Linked DNA regions of Homo sapiens: region 1 is linked to region 2. A link is a contact called in ENCODE Hi-C or POLR2A ChIA-PET data. All regions are on one chromosome and are shown on one strand. The core of a region is the stretch at or near the end of the contact, and the rest is flanking DNA. Distances in the headings are between cores, read along the strand shown. Region 1 overlaps NR6A1 (nuclear receptor subfamily 6 group A member 1). Region 2 holds the start of MIR181A2HG (MIR181A2 host gene).

Region 1 (6,704 bases), core at 2,844-5,343, 39 kb before region 2:
TAGGGGAAATGGAGGATAAGTAGTTATTGTTTAATGGGTACAGAGTTCTTGTTTAGGATTATGAAAATGTTCTGGAAATGGATAGTGATGCTGGTTGCACAGCATTGTGAATTTAATGCCATTGAATTATATACTTAAGTGATTAAAATGGTAAATTTTATGTATATTTTACTACAATAAAAATTAAAAATATGAAAACATGGGTAAAAGAACATTTCATCACATGCAAAGGTGCTCTAAATTAGTCATTAGGGAGATGCAAATTAAAATTGGAATGTCCACTGTACACCCTCAGGAATAGCTGTAATCGAAAAGACTGTCAAAATGTTCTAGAAAGTGTTAGGATGTGTAGAAACTAGAAATCTTGCGTGTTACAATGGTAATGTAAATCAGTTGGAAATCAGTTTGGCAGTTCATTAAAAAGTTAAACTTACCATATGATCCAGCAATTCCACTCCTGGATATCCAAGAGAATTAAAAACTTATGTCCATACAAAGACTGTATGTAGGCCAGGTGTGGTGGCTCATGCCTGTAATCTCAGCACTTTGGGAGGCCAAGGCGGGTGGGTCACCTGAGGTCAGGAGTTTGAGACCCGCCTGGCCAACATGGAGAAACCCCTTCTCTACTAAAAATACAAAAATTAGCTGGGTGCGTTGGCATGTGCCTGTAATCCTTGCTACTCAGGAGGCTGACACAGGAGAATCGCTTGAGCCTGGGAGGTAGAGGTTGCAGTGAGCTGAGATTGCACCATTGCACTCCAGCCTGAGCCACAGGGCGAGAACTTGTCTCAAAAAAAAAAAAAAAAAAAAAAAAGGCTATGTAAATGTTTATTGATAGCATTATTATAAATGTTCATTAATAGCCCAAACCTGGAAACAATTCAAATATCCAGCAGCTGGTGAATGGATAAACAAAATGTGGAATACCTATATAATGCAATACTATCAACAATATTTATTTATTCAACAATAAAAAGGAATGAATTACCAGTACATGCTACAACATGGATAAACCTAAAACTCATAATAAATGAAAAAAGCCAAACTTCACTGGGCGTGGTGGCTCATGTCTGTAATCCCAGCACTTTGGGAGGCTGAGGCAGGTGGATCACTTGAGGTCAGCAGTTCGAGACCAGCCTTGCCAACATGGTGAAACCCCATCTTTACTAAAAAAATAAAAATTAAAAAATTTAAAAAAATGCAAAAATTAGCCGGGCATGGTGGTGTATGCCTGTAGTCCCAGCTACTCTAGAGGCTGAGGTGGGAGAATCACTTGAACCTGGGAGACGGAGATTGCAGTGAGCCAAGATCACGCCACTGCACTCCAGCCTGGGTGACAGAGTGAGACCCCATTTCAAAAAAAAAGCCAAACTCAAGCGAGTACATGTTATATGATTTCTCCTATATGAAATGTCCAGAGGCTGGGCGTGGTGACTCACACCTGTAATCCTAGCACTTTGGGAGGCTGAGGTGGGCAGATTACTTGAGGCCAGGAGTTTGAGACCAGCCAGGCCAACATGGCGAAACTCCATCTCTACTAAAAAAAAAGGCGGGTGTGGTGGCGCATGCCTGTAATCAAAGCTACTCAGGTGACTGAGGCATGAGAGTTACTTGAACCCGGGAGGTAGAGGTTGCAGTGAGCTGAGATCATACCACTGCACTCCAGTCTGGGCGAAGACTGGAAGAAGAGCAAGACTGTCTCAAAACAAAAACCAGAACAAAATGTCCAGAGAAGTCAAATGTATAGAGACAGATCAGTGGTTGTCTGGGGGCTAAGTTGGGAGTGGAAACAGGAACAAAGGGAGTTTTATGGGTGATGCAAAGGTTCGAAATTAGATTTTGGTGATGCTTGCACAAGTCTATAAATGAATGAATAAAAGTCATTGAATTATACACTTACAACAGGCGAATTTAATTGCATGTGAATTATACCTAAACAAAGCTGTTTAAAGAAATATTTAAGATTGGCTGGAAGCAGGAAAAGGAAGGGACGTCTTGACAAAATGATTTAAGTTCATTGATCAGATGGGGCCCCACTGATTATTTGCTATGTCATTATTCTTCACCTTGGAAGCTTATAATCCCAAAGCCTTACCCTGTGTCCTACCCCACTACAGAGTATAATAGCAACTTCTTGTTTGGGAGGTGACTCAAGTGTTTGGAGTTGCTACTGATGGACCTAGAGTGAATGATATTTCCCATCCAGTCTGATGACACTTACATGCAGAAAAGGCCTTCTTTTAACCCTGGGTTATGGGTTAACTTTATCCAGACATCTTGCACACATATACTGCTGGTTGACAAGTAGGCAAGAGTTTGGGTAGTGAGAGGATCTTGTCTGAACTACTTGTCTGTACCTGTGGAGCAGCACCATCAGAGACTAGGATACTTTGGCCTATACCTTGTGCTGTTTGCAGAGCGCTTTTTCACATCTGAGATGGAGAGGGTATATTTAGTCGTCCTTTTACAGAGAAGTAAGACTTAAACAGGGTGACTGGCTTGACCACGAATACATAATCAGGGCAGAGCTGAACTTAGCTGAACTTAAATTCAGATTTTCTGACTCTTGTATTTCAAGCGATTTCTTCTATACCTACCGTTTTTTGCCCCAACTACTTACTGGGAAGAGGAGAGAAAAGGGCATACGATTTTGATTGGTTGTGTGTTTTTCAGTAGATTTAGTCTGAAGAACAGGAAGGGAAGTTGGGCTACAGTGTAAGTTCATGGGTTCTGTGGCAAGTATAGCCAGGATAATTTTATCCTGATATTTGGTAGCTATTAAAATTATATATAGGCTGAAACTGCAATGTGTGGGACAGATAGATAGCTGAAGGTATCCTGTGCTTGGTTCAAGGAGAAGATTACTTCCTAAGTTATAAATATAATTGTGCTAGAAATTACAAGAAAATTCGTTTGATAAAAAAAGTTAAAAATTCATTTGATTAAAAAAAACATTTATTATCTACTCCATGCCAGGCCCCTTGACAGGTTATGAGATCACAAAGTCCAGTTGGATCTTGTTGAGGTACAGCCTGAGAGGAGAACATGAATAGGCTGGAATTTCCTTCATTGTGTTCGTTCTCTGAGGATGACTTATCTGTCCTCCAAAGTGACCACCTCCCACGGATCGAGAGCCTGTTACTTTCTACTATCCCTGCAGCTGTGCTTTCCACAGGACAGTTCGCCTTTCCTTCCTTTCCTCTGTGGATTCTTCCATCTGATTTTCAGCCGAATGTAGGTAGATTCTGCATCTAAAAGAAATCTTTGTTTTTCCTTTTTCTTTTTTTTTAATACATGATTTAAAAGGCGAAAGATTTATATGATCTGAAGAGAAACCAGAGTAGAAAGACATGATTTAAAATTAACTTTTTCTTAATTGTTGAAATAGTTTATGCTTATTGGTAAATACTTGGAAGATCTATAAGAGTATAAATAATAAACATAAAAATTACCTATAATTCTACAACTTTGAGATCACAGTTGTTAACGTCTTTGCTTCTAGTCTGTTTGAACTTCCTGTCTGCTTTTTGTCTCCTATCAGCCAGTCATGCTTGGCAGCGCTTACAAAACACACACACAACACATGCACATACACTAAGATCTTAATATTTTGTGTGTCAGATCTTGTGTGAAATTCTTTACATGTATTCTTAATCTTCAAGCAGCCCTGTGAAGCAAATACTATTGTTGTATCTCCTATTTACAGATGACACAGATTTAAAGGTTAAGTAATTTGCTCAAGTTCATATAGTTGCTAAGTAACAGCTGAGATTTTTACCCTCATTTAGCCCAAGCTCTTCATCACTACCTTTCCAGAAATCTATTTCCACAATGACTAGAACGCCAAAATTGTTCTTTCCAAAACTATTAGTAATCTGTTTTTTTTTTTTTTAAATCCTACCTTCTTTTCTGGCCTTGTCTCATGACTTTTTCACCATCTTTTTATGTGCTTTAGTCACAATTTCTGTTTTGTAAAAACACTGCTTCTTTGGCCTACACAACATACCATCCATTCTCTATGCTTGGAATGCTTACTCTATTTCACCAAGGTAGTTACACATACCCTTGAAGTCTTTACTTATACATCACTTCCTCAAGGAAGTTCCCTGACCCTTCTTACCACCAAGACTGGATTGGTCCCTCCTATTATTTGCTCTCATAGTACCTTACTTTTATCTTCTGCAGAGCTCTTCACACTTGCAATTAGCTATTTGTTCGTTAGAATTAGTTCTGCCTTTTACGTTATATACTTTTGTTTCTTCCATGTCTCCTGGCTCCTGTTGCAGTCCAGGTATACACTAGGTGTCCAATAAGTATTTGTTACCTTTTTCTTTCTGCACTTAGATCATTCTTTCTCAGATCCATGCTTATGAATCATAAATGTGCATTCCTTGTTCTGATATCTGTTCCAAAAGTGGAATCCTCTTTCTTCCATTGTGAAATTGCCCATTTCTTTCTTAGTACACTCCAGGCTCCTAATCTAGTCAGGAAAGTTTGGCATCATTCTTGACTCTTTGCTTTCTTTTCTGTTTGAGCCAGTTCTTTGGAAGGTGGTTCTGATATATCGATATGGAAAGATGGCCACAATATTTTAAGTGAAGAAAGATTTCAGGCCGGGTGCGGTGGCTCACGCCTATAATCCCAACACTTTGGGAGGCTGAGGCGGGTGGATCACTTGAGGTCAGGAGTTTGAGACCAGCCTGGGCCACATGGCAAAATCCTGTCTCTACTAAAAATACAAAAAATTATCCAGGCATGGTGGTACGTGCCTGTGGTCCCAGCTACTTGGGAGGCTGAGGTGGGCGGATCACTTGAGGTCAGGAATTCGAGACAGCTTGGCCAACATGTCAAAACCACATCTCTACTAGAAATACAAAAATTAGCCAGGCGTGGTGGTGAGTGCCTGTTGTTCCAGCTACTTTGGAGGCTGAGGTGAGAGGATCAGTTGAACCCAGGAGGCAGAGGTTGCAGTGAGCCGAGATCACACCACTGCACTCCAGCCTGGGTGACAGAGCGAGACTCCATCTCAAAAAAAAAAAAAAAAAAAAGCTAGAGAACATTATGTATAATTTGTGATGTTATTTTCTCTAAGTATAAATACATGCATTTTAAGTATCTTGAAATATCTGTGAGGCTATACACCGAACAGGATGATGGAAGGGGGTCAGCCAGTAGGCTTTTATTTTGAAAAACAAAAGCCAAAGTATGCCTTTTTGAGATAACCTTTCCTTTCATTCCATTCCTGTTGACTCAGTTCTACCCCTGCTAACTTGTGCAAGAAAGTTCTCTTTTTTCTCTTTTCTTCCCCTCACTTCATCTGCTTAGTGACTCTTCCCAGTCTTGCTTTCATTGTCTCCTTGCTGAGTTTAGCATTTAAAACGGCTCTCTGTTGGACTAATTGACTTTGCGCCTTGCTCACAAGTCCTTCTGTAATATGTCCTTTTACCTTTTCAGTGCCATTCCTTATGACTCCCTAATACAGTCTCTGGACTATTCTCTTCCTGTCCCCTATACATGCCATGTAATTTTTCTGTTACAGGTATTTATTTTGAGGCCTATCTGCAGAAAACACCCTTTAACTTACATAATTGTCTCCCTTCTTGTAGTACTTAGTTTTATCCAAGAGAAAACTTGGATTTGGTTTAATGAAATATATAATTGTTTCATTGGCATATTTAAAGACTATGTAATAGTCTGTAAATAAATAGCATGCTTGTTCAAGTGTACATTTTTCAAAGTACGTGTCAGACATTCTTTTCTAATGTTTTCAGAAATTTTGGAAATAATTGGTTAAAAATAAATGCCTAGAATGCACAGCATCTTGAAAAACAAGACTGCGTGGAGTACCTTCTGTGTGTCTACCAGTCTCACAAAAAACTCTTCTATAAAGACCCCCTCGGGCCGGGCGCGGTGACTCATGCCTATAATCCCAGCAATTTGGGCGGCCGAGGCGGGCGGATCACTTGAGGTCAGGAGTCTGAGACCAGCCTGGCCAACATGGCTCTACTAAAAACACATTTCTTCTAAAAACACAAAAATTGACTGGGTGTGGTGGCGGGCCAGCTACTTGAGAGGCTGAGGCACGAGAATCACTTGAACCCAGGAAGCAGAGGTTGCAGTGAGCCGAGATCGCATCACTGTACTCCAGCCTGGGAAACAGAGCAAGACTGTCTCAAAAAAACAAACAAACGAAAGAAAAACACACACAAAAAAACCTTTTGGTAATTTCTTTGGGTAGGTTTTAGTTTTTTAGATAGCGTAAATCCAAATCCATTCATTTCCATAAAACATCAGACACAATTTGATGTATATTTGGCCACCAAACATGGTGCAAAATTTTATGTAGTCTGGAGATACTTAAAAGCAGCACAAATGTGACTCTACCTGTCTGCACTCAGCAGAATAGTGGCGATTTCAGGTGGTGACACAAAAGGTTGGGCAATAGTTGAAAAGTGGATGACATGAAATGTGGTGGTGGGATGGGGGCAGGAAGCCGATGTTAAGCTAGTGAACTTTATTTACTTTGCTTCCAGCTTCCAGTGACCCAAAATCACCTCGTCTAGAGTAGGGCTCAGGAATTTGCCATTTTAAAAGCAACTCTAGATGATTCTGGTGTACAAGAAGTTTGGGAAACACTGGCTTGAACCTGATATTTTCTCTGAACTCTCATAGTTTTCTTTAGATTTTTCTTTTGGCTTTGATTT
Region 2 (6,149 bases), core at 2,413-4,912:
CCTTGGTTTCAAATGCTTTTTTTTTTTTTAAAGGTATTTCTCAAGTATTATGGCACTAGCTATCTTGTCATACTTGTCATTGTATTTTTTACTTAAATTTTTTCATGTCCAGCTGGATGTGTAGTTGAAGATGGGTATGCTGGATATAAGCATAGCCCAGATCAGCACTGTCCAGTAGAACTTTCTGCAGTGATAGAAATGTCTTATATCTGGGCTATCCCATATGATAGTCACATGAGGCTATTGAGTGCTTGAAATGTGGTGTGTATAACTAAAGAACTGAGTTTTCTGTTTTATTTAATTTTGATTAATTTAAATCAAAATAGCCACATAGAGCTAGTTGCTACTGTATTGGACAACGCACTTTGGGATAGTAACTGATGTTTGTGTTTGGTGAGTAATAATAGTATTTGAGGAAGCCCAATTGTTGGTAGCTTAAAGGTTGCTATTATGTTTACCAGCACCATTAAATCTGGCACGTGTTCAGCTTCACACCGTATTATCATGGGACCAAATAGATTAGAATAATTGATGTTTCCAAAGCCTTTTTTGACCATTCATGGTCTCATTTGATAAATCTTTCAGATATGATATCATTTCGAACTTGTGTTTACTAATGGATCACAGAAGAAGGGCAGAAGAGCAAAACCATTTATAGCTTCCTTGTGCAGGGTCTCCTCCTCCTGTTGAAATGGACACCAGTCTGGCCTGTTGGTGCTCAGGTTGCAGCATGAGGGCCTGGACAAGAATCCATGTACTGTTTCCCCCTGCTCGTTTCTTGAGATTGGAGAAGTATCTCTCCCTCATTCACTTAGAATATCCATTAAATTTATTTTTTAGGTCTTAAGGAAGTAGAGGCAATTTCTGATTTAGCCAGGGAGCTACACTAATTTGATAATAAAGTGTAGTTTTTTTTTCTAGTATTCCAGAATAAATTCTTGGGGCTTTGATTTTAATTCTTTGTTTTGGAAAATACAACCCAGAACTCGGAAGTTTTCTGTATAATGCTAGCCTCTAAATTGGTATATATATTCTAAAGAAACTTTTGATGGAATTAAATAATAGATTTTATGTGATATTTTGGAGAGAAATTAATGTCCCTCGAGTTTTGATGTATTTAATTATTTTCTTTTGGAATTTTAAAAAGATACTAATTTTATTACATGTCACTTGTGTTACTAAGCGTATTTTTTTCCTGACATTTTATTTATAAAATGCTCTCCTTTCTACCAGAGTGTACAGCTAATCAACTCTGGATGCTTTTGATATTTCTTACTGTGCCAAGGGCATTGAATGAAGTTCCCTGTAGTGAGAAAAGCGAGCACATGGGACTCGTGACTTTATGTACTCCAACAATAGAGCTTTTATGACATTGGAGGTGGTTAAAAAAGCTAGAAGTAGCTCTTAAACATGGCATCTCTGTGTTGCCTTTTTTTTTTTTTTTTTTTTGTATTCTCAGAGCTGCCAGGAGTGCATCGAGCCTGTAATTTCCTGTTCTCTGAATCCCCCATCTTTCTGCAGCTCCAAGCTTTGTGTCCCACAGCCTGTGACTCTGTGCTAACAAATCGCTATTGTCCAGTGGGGCGAATGGTGGCTGGAACTAAAGAATTGCTGTCTGGTTTCTATTCAAATCCAGGTAGCGAGATATATGAATGGACTTTTCGAATCGTCATGTGAATAACGTCTGCTCGGCATGAAGGCTCAGAGCCATGCTAGGAAGGATTAACTCGTAGGCTGACCACTAACATCCTTTGTGGTACGAGGGAGAAACATTCCCAAGTATCATTTTATTCACACTTAATTTTCTATCCCATACCCCCAAAATAAGGCTAGCTATTTAATTAGTTGGCTGCTTTTCTCTTAATTTTTAGTGTTTCTGTTGATAATGTGTAAGTTTGGGAAAATGCTAAGTAGCTTTTCACTTAGAACACTGTTATTTTCTCTTTAAAGTTTTCTACCTTACATTTATTATAGCATAGTTATCTTTATAGCATAGATGCAGAAAGTAAGAGAGAGCTTGTTTTTTCAAGAAAACAACCCTTTAAAATACTTTCCAACCCATGAAGGGAAAAATCCTCCTTTTTTCCCCCAAGTGCATTCTACTTATTACTTTGCATTTTTCTCCCAAAGTCCAAATTTATGCAAAGAAAATAGAAACAAGTTCAAATGCAATGCATTAACCAAATAAAACAAGTCTGCTTCAAATTAGGAACCAACCTAAGCATTTGTAAAGTGTAGCAGAATCAGAATTCTTTTAAAAATTAGATTTGGAACCTGAACTATATAATTCATAATTCTCATTTTTCTGTGGAAAATTATTTTATCTTTCTCCTGTATACCTGAAAAAATGTCCATAGGCTTAAAGGGTCATGCTTTTACATTCCTTCCATATCACAGGTACTATGAAGTAAGGAGACTTTTAGGTTTCTTTTTGTCTTAAACTCAGACAGCTTTGTAAGCAGTAGTGTGTAGATTACAAGAGTTAGACAAAAGCAGGCGCGACTGAGAAGAGTTGGTGGGGGAGAAGCTTGGGGCACTTCCTGTCACTCAACACATTCCAGATCACTAAAAAATTTCCACACCCTCTGCATTCCCCCTTGCCCACTCCAGTTCCCGGTATTTTCTGATTCCATATGTTGTGGTATTTACCATACTTCTCTCCCTCACTAGGCTCTGGCAAGACTGCTTCAGAGGGGATGCATTCCTTTAGATTGCACAAAGCGGAGCTGGGAAAATGGCTGGCAGTTTCAGAATCTAGTCACGATCGCACGCATGAGCACCTCACACATCCATGTCCCTACCCGCCCCCCCGCTCCCGCCCCTGCAGCTGGCTGACCTGTCTCACCCACTGCTGGCCTATCGAACGGCCAGGACTGTCTGGTTTTGGCTCGTGCCTTTGTCCATGTCTGGCTTAGTTCCTCTCTGTCTATGCTTGCCTCTACCCCCACCGCCCCAGGCGGCACAAGTGTTTGGCCACACAAAACTAGAGATAGAAAAGGTGGTAAAAACTTCAAACTTTTCTAAATTCTCCAACAGTTTATTTCTTGTGAATTTCTTCCTTCTTTAAATACTCCATTTTAAGAAAACAAAAAAATTAATTATCTAAAGGCAAAGAATGGAAAGCAACCTTTGTGTTCCTTATAATAACTGACTTCATAACTCTCTCCAGCTGCGTTATGGGATGTGTATAAAAAGCTTCTGTTCTGAGAACAAAGGAGCACGTGCAGAAATGAGACGAAAAAATCCACTGACAGTATTCCATTACACAAATTACTTAAAAGATTTTAGTCAAGCCCCTCAACAGATTCAATTTTAAAATGGCTTTTAGTTAAAAAAAAAAAATTGAAAGTGCTTACCCAGTAAAAGAACCGAAGTAGTCCTGAACTGTTACGTAAGACTTTTTACAGTTGGATCTTTGTCAAAAGGGGATGGGGGTGATGGGAGAAAGCAGCAACGACAATCAAAAAAGTTCGAGCTGCTGTGGCTAGAGGACAACTTCTGTGTTTCCAGATAGGATTCTTGCTGTAGAAATGGAACTTCCAGCCAGCACAGCATCCTGTCCCAGTAGAGAAATGAGTTTGTCAGTTAAAACAAAAAAAAAATTAGATACTGGAACCCAGGCTAGACGAGGTATTGAACCGCGCCAGATTTCCTTGCAGCCCTGTCTGCTCAGCTCGCATTGAACTATATATGACCCAGATGATGGACAGAAGCACATTTAGTCATGTGCACACTGGAAGAAAGCGGATTTGCTGGTCCCTGGCAGTGCAGGGGTTTGTCTTCTGATTGGGCTGTGCCCTGATCGGTGAAATGTGAAGCCCTCACCATTCAGAGGCCGTAATTCAGGACTGGCAGTTTGAGTGTCTGGCTGCCTCTAGTCACTGAGAGACTTTGAAGGTGTTGCTTTTGTTTGGTGGCATTACCCACCCAGAGGTTGCTTACACCTCTCTACTTGTGTCAGAAGAAATACTAGTCTTTCTGAAATACAAATAGGCAGCCGATTTTTCCTGAATCCTAAATCACCCTATTGTTGATAAACTTGGCTCTAACTGAAACCAATTATTTGATTTGAAAATTTATTGTGATCCTAACCAAGCTTCATATCCAGACCAACCCTTGGTCTTGATTTTATAGGTTTGATAAGGTAAAAATAAAAGTGGCATATTTGACTTTGAAGCCTCTATATGATATAAATTGCTCTTAATGAAAATTGGATAGATGGACAACAGAGAAGTGAAGTTTTAGATTCTGGAGTGTTTGGATGTATGAGGAAGAAGCTTTATGTCTTTTTATCCCCTTTGTGAGACTGTCACTCTTGTCCCAGTCCTAGTCACATTAGGGGTTGCTGGGGGGGGGAAGCTATGAAAGCATGGACCCTACTGAGCTGTGACATAGCCTTTAATCATGCAAGACAGCCACGGTCTGCTCTCTTCAGTCTGTCTGAACTAGGGTCCTTGGGGTTTATTTTCCATCTTTCTGAGCCACTGGGAAACCAGGTCATTATACAGGACTGTCATTTGTGACATTTTTGTTTAGTACATGGCAGTTGCTTTGTTTATTTAATGCAAGTTGACACTTCTTTAAAGTTTCAAAACAGTAAAGTTGTTTTGTGAGACCTTGACTCTGATATATGAAATCTACTCTACATGGACCAATCATTTTTTTCCGTGGACTTTCTTGTCTCTTTAGAAATTAGCTTATAGAGTCCTAAATTGATACTTAAACATACCAATAGTTCTGTTTATTTCTTGCCTTTCTCACAGTTGTTGAAATAATTCCATCTGTCTCTTTTGCTGTAAATTTTGGGTTTGGATGTTTGTACTTGGAATTTTTTAGATGTTGACTATATTATGCAGCACCTTCCATATGAGGACTACCCCAGAATTATTCTCTTGTCTTAACCCGAGAAAAGCTGTTTTGATGCACTATTAGATATAAGAATGTTCGAAAGAAGAGGAGATGAGCACTCTCTTGCTTTTTGTAAGCCACAAGACAATCTTTTTTTTTTCTAAGTTGTGGTAAGGTATATGTAACATAAAATTGACTGTTGTAATAATTTTTAAGTGTATAGTTCTGTGGTGTTAAGTGCATTCACGTTGTTTTGCAGCCTTCACCACCATCCATCCACCACAGAACTCTTCTCCTCTTGCAAAACTGAAATTCTCTACCTACCTGTTAAACACTAACTTGCCATTCTTCCCTCCCCCAGGCCCTGGGGACAACCATCATTCTACTTTCTCTTTGATTTTTTGTTTTTTGTTTTTGGAGACGGAATTTTACTCTTGTTGCCCAAGCTGGGATGCAATGGCACTGTCTTGGCTCACTGCAACTTCCGCCTCCTGGGTTCAAGCAATTCTCCTTCCTCAGCCTCCTGAGTAGCTGGGACTACAGGTGCCCACCACCACGCCTGGCTAGTTTTTGTATTTTTAGTAGACACGGGGTTTCACCATGTTGGCCAGGCTGGTCTCGAACTCGTGATCTCAAGTGATCCACCCACCTTGGCCTCCCAAAATCCTAGAATTACAGGCATGAGCCCACCGTGCCTAGCCTCTGTCTGTTTGCTTTTTGACTACTCTAGATACCTCATATAAGTGGAATAATACAAGATGTGTTCCCTTTTGACAGGCTTATTTCACTTAGCATGGTGTCCTCAAGGTTCATGCATGTTGTCGCATGTCAGAATTTCCTTACGTTTTAAGGCTGAATAATATACCATTGCATGTGTATACTACTGTCTTAGTCCCTTTAGTGTTGCTGTAAAGGAATACCTGAGGCTGGGTAATTTATAAAGAAAAGAGGTTTATTTGGCTCATGGTTCTGCAAGCTGTACAAGAAGCATGGCACCAGCTTCTGGTGAGGGCCTCAAGCTGCCTCCATTCATGGCACAAGGTGAAAGGGAGCTGGTGTGTGCAGAGATCACATGGTAGGAGAGGAGGAGGCAAGAGAGAGAAGAAGGAGGTGCCAGACTACTTTAAAACCATCAGCTTTTGCAGGGAGTTATAGAGCCAGCACTCACTGACTACTGCAAGAATGGCACCAAGACATTCATGAGGGATCTGCCTTCATGACCCAGACACCTCCCACCAGGCCCCACCACCAACATAAGGGGTTAGATTTCAGCATGAGACTCAATGAGGGGGGAGCAAACA

What was found. Hi-C counts contacts between places; a loop is a spot of excess contacts on that map. ChIA-PET counts read pairs that join two places held with the same protein, here RNA polymerase II (POLR2A). Pooled maps may share reads with other maps.
Region 1: a map of PC-9 shows a loop between it and region 2 (8-fold over the local background). The contact joins the enhancer-like site here to the promoter of MIR181A2HG in region 2. A Hi-C loop is called at or near these places in 13 of 168 maps with a recorded cell type or tissue (Caco-2, Calu3, DLD1 and 9 more) and 3 of 50 pooled maps. POLR2A ChIA-PET finds 5 or more read pairs at or near these places in 23 of 52 experiments (A549, A673, AG04449 and 20 more).

The regions. Positions count from the first base shown.
Region 1 is chr9:124,694,865-124,701,568 of GRCh38, reverse strand. The region is part of intron 2 of NR6A1 (nuclear receptor subfamily 6 group A member 1); the gene reads left to right. MIR181A2HG (MIR181A2 host gene) reads right to left here. Exons shown (of 2, transcript NR_038975.1): 2 at 2,941-3,251. Among named protein-coding and RNA genes, the nearest start is that of MIR181B2, 4.5 kb to the right of the region's middle. RefSeq lists an enhancer at 6,002-6,547. Within about 2 kb of position 4,093, at least 5 of the 41 ENCODE cell types and tissues checked have a DNase peak (open chromatin) inside an H3K27ac peak, as active enhancers do; they include IMR-90, PC-9, endothelial cell of umbilical vein and 1 more, where a contact is called at or near this core.
Region 2 is chr9:124,655,949-124,662,097 of GRCh38, reverse strand. It overlaps MIR181A2HG (MIR181A2 host gene), which reads right to left and starts at 3,662. Exons shown (of 2, transcript NR_038975.1): 1 at 3,357-3,662. All of the region lies in intron 2 of NR6A1 (nuclear receptor subfamily 6 group A member 1), which reads left to right. RefSeq lists enhancers at 2,625-2,674, 3,496-3,615.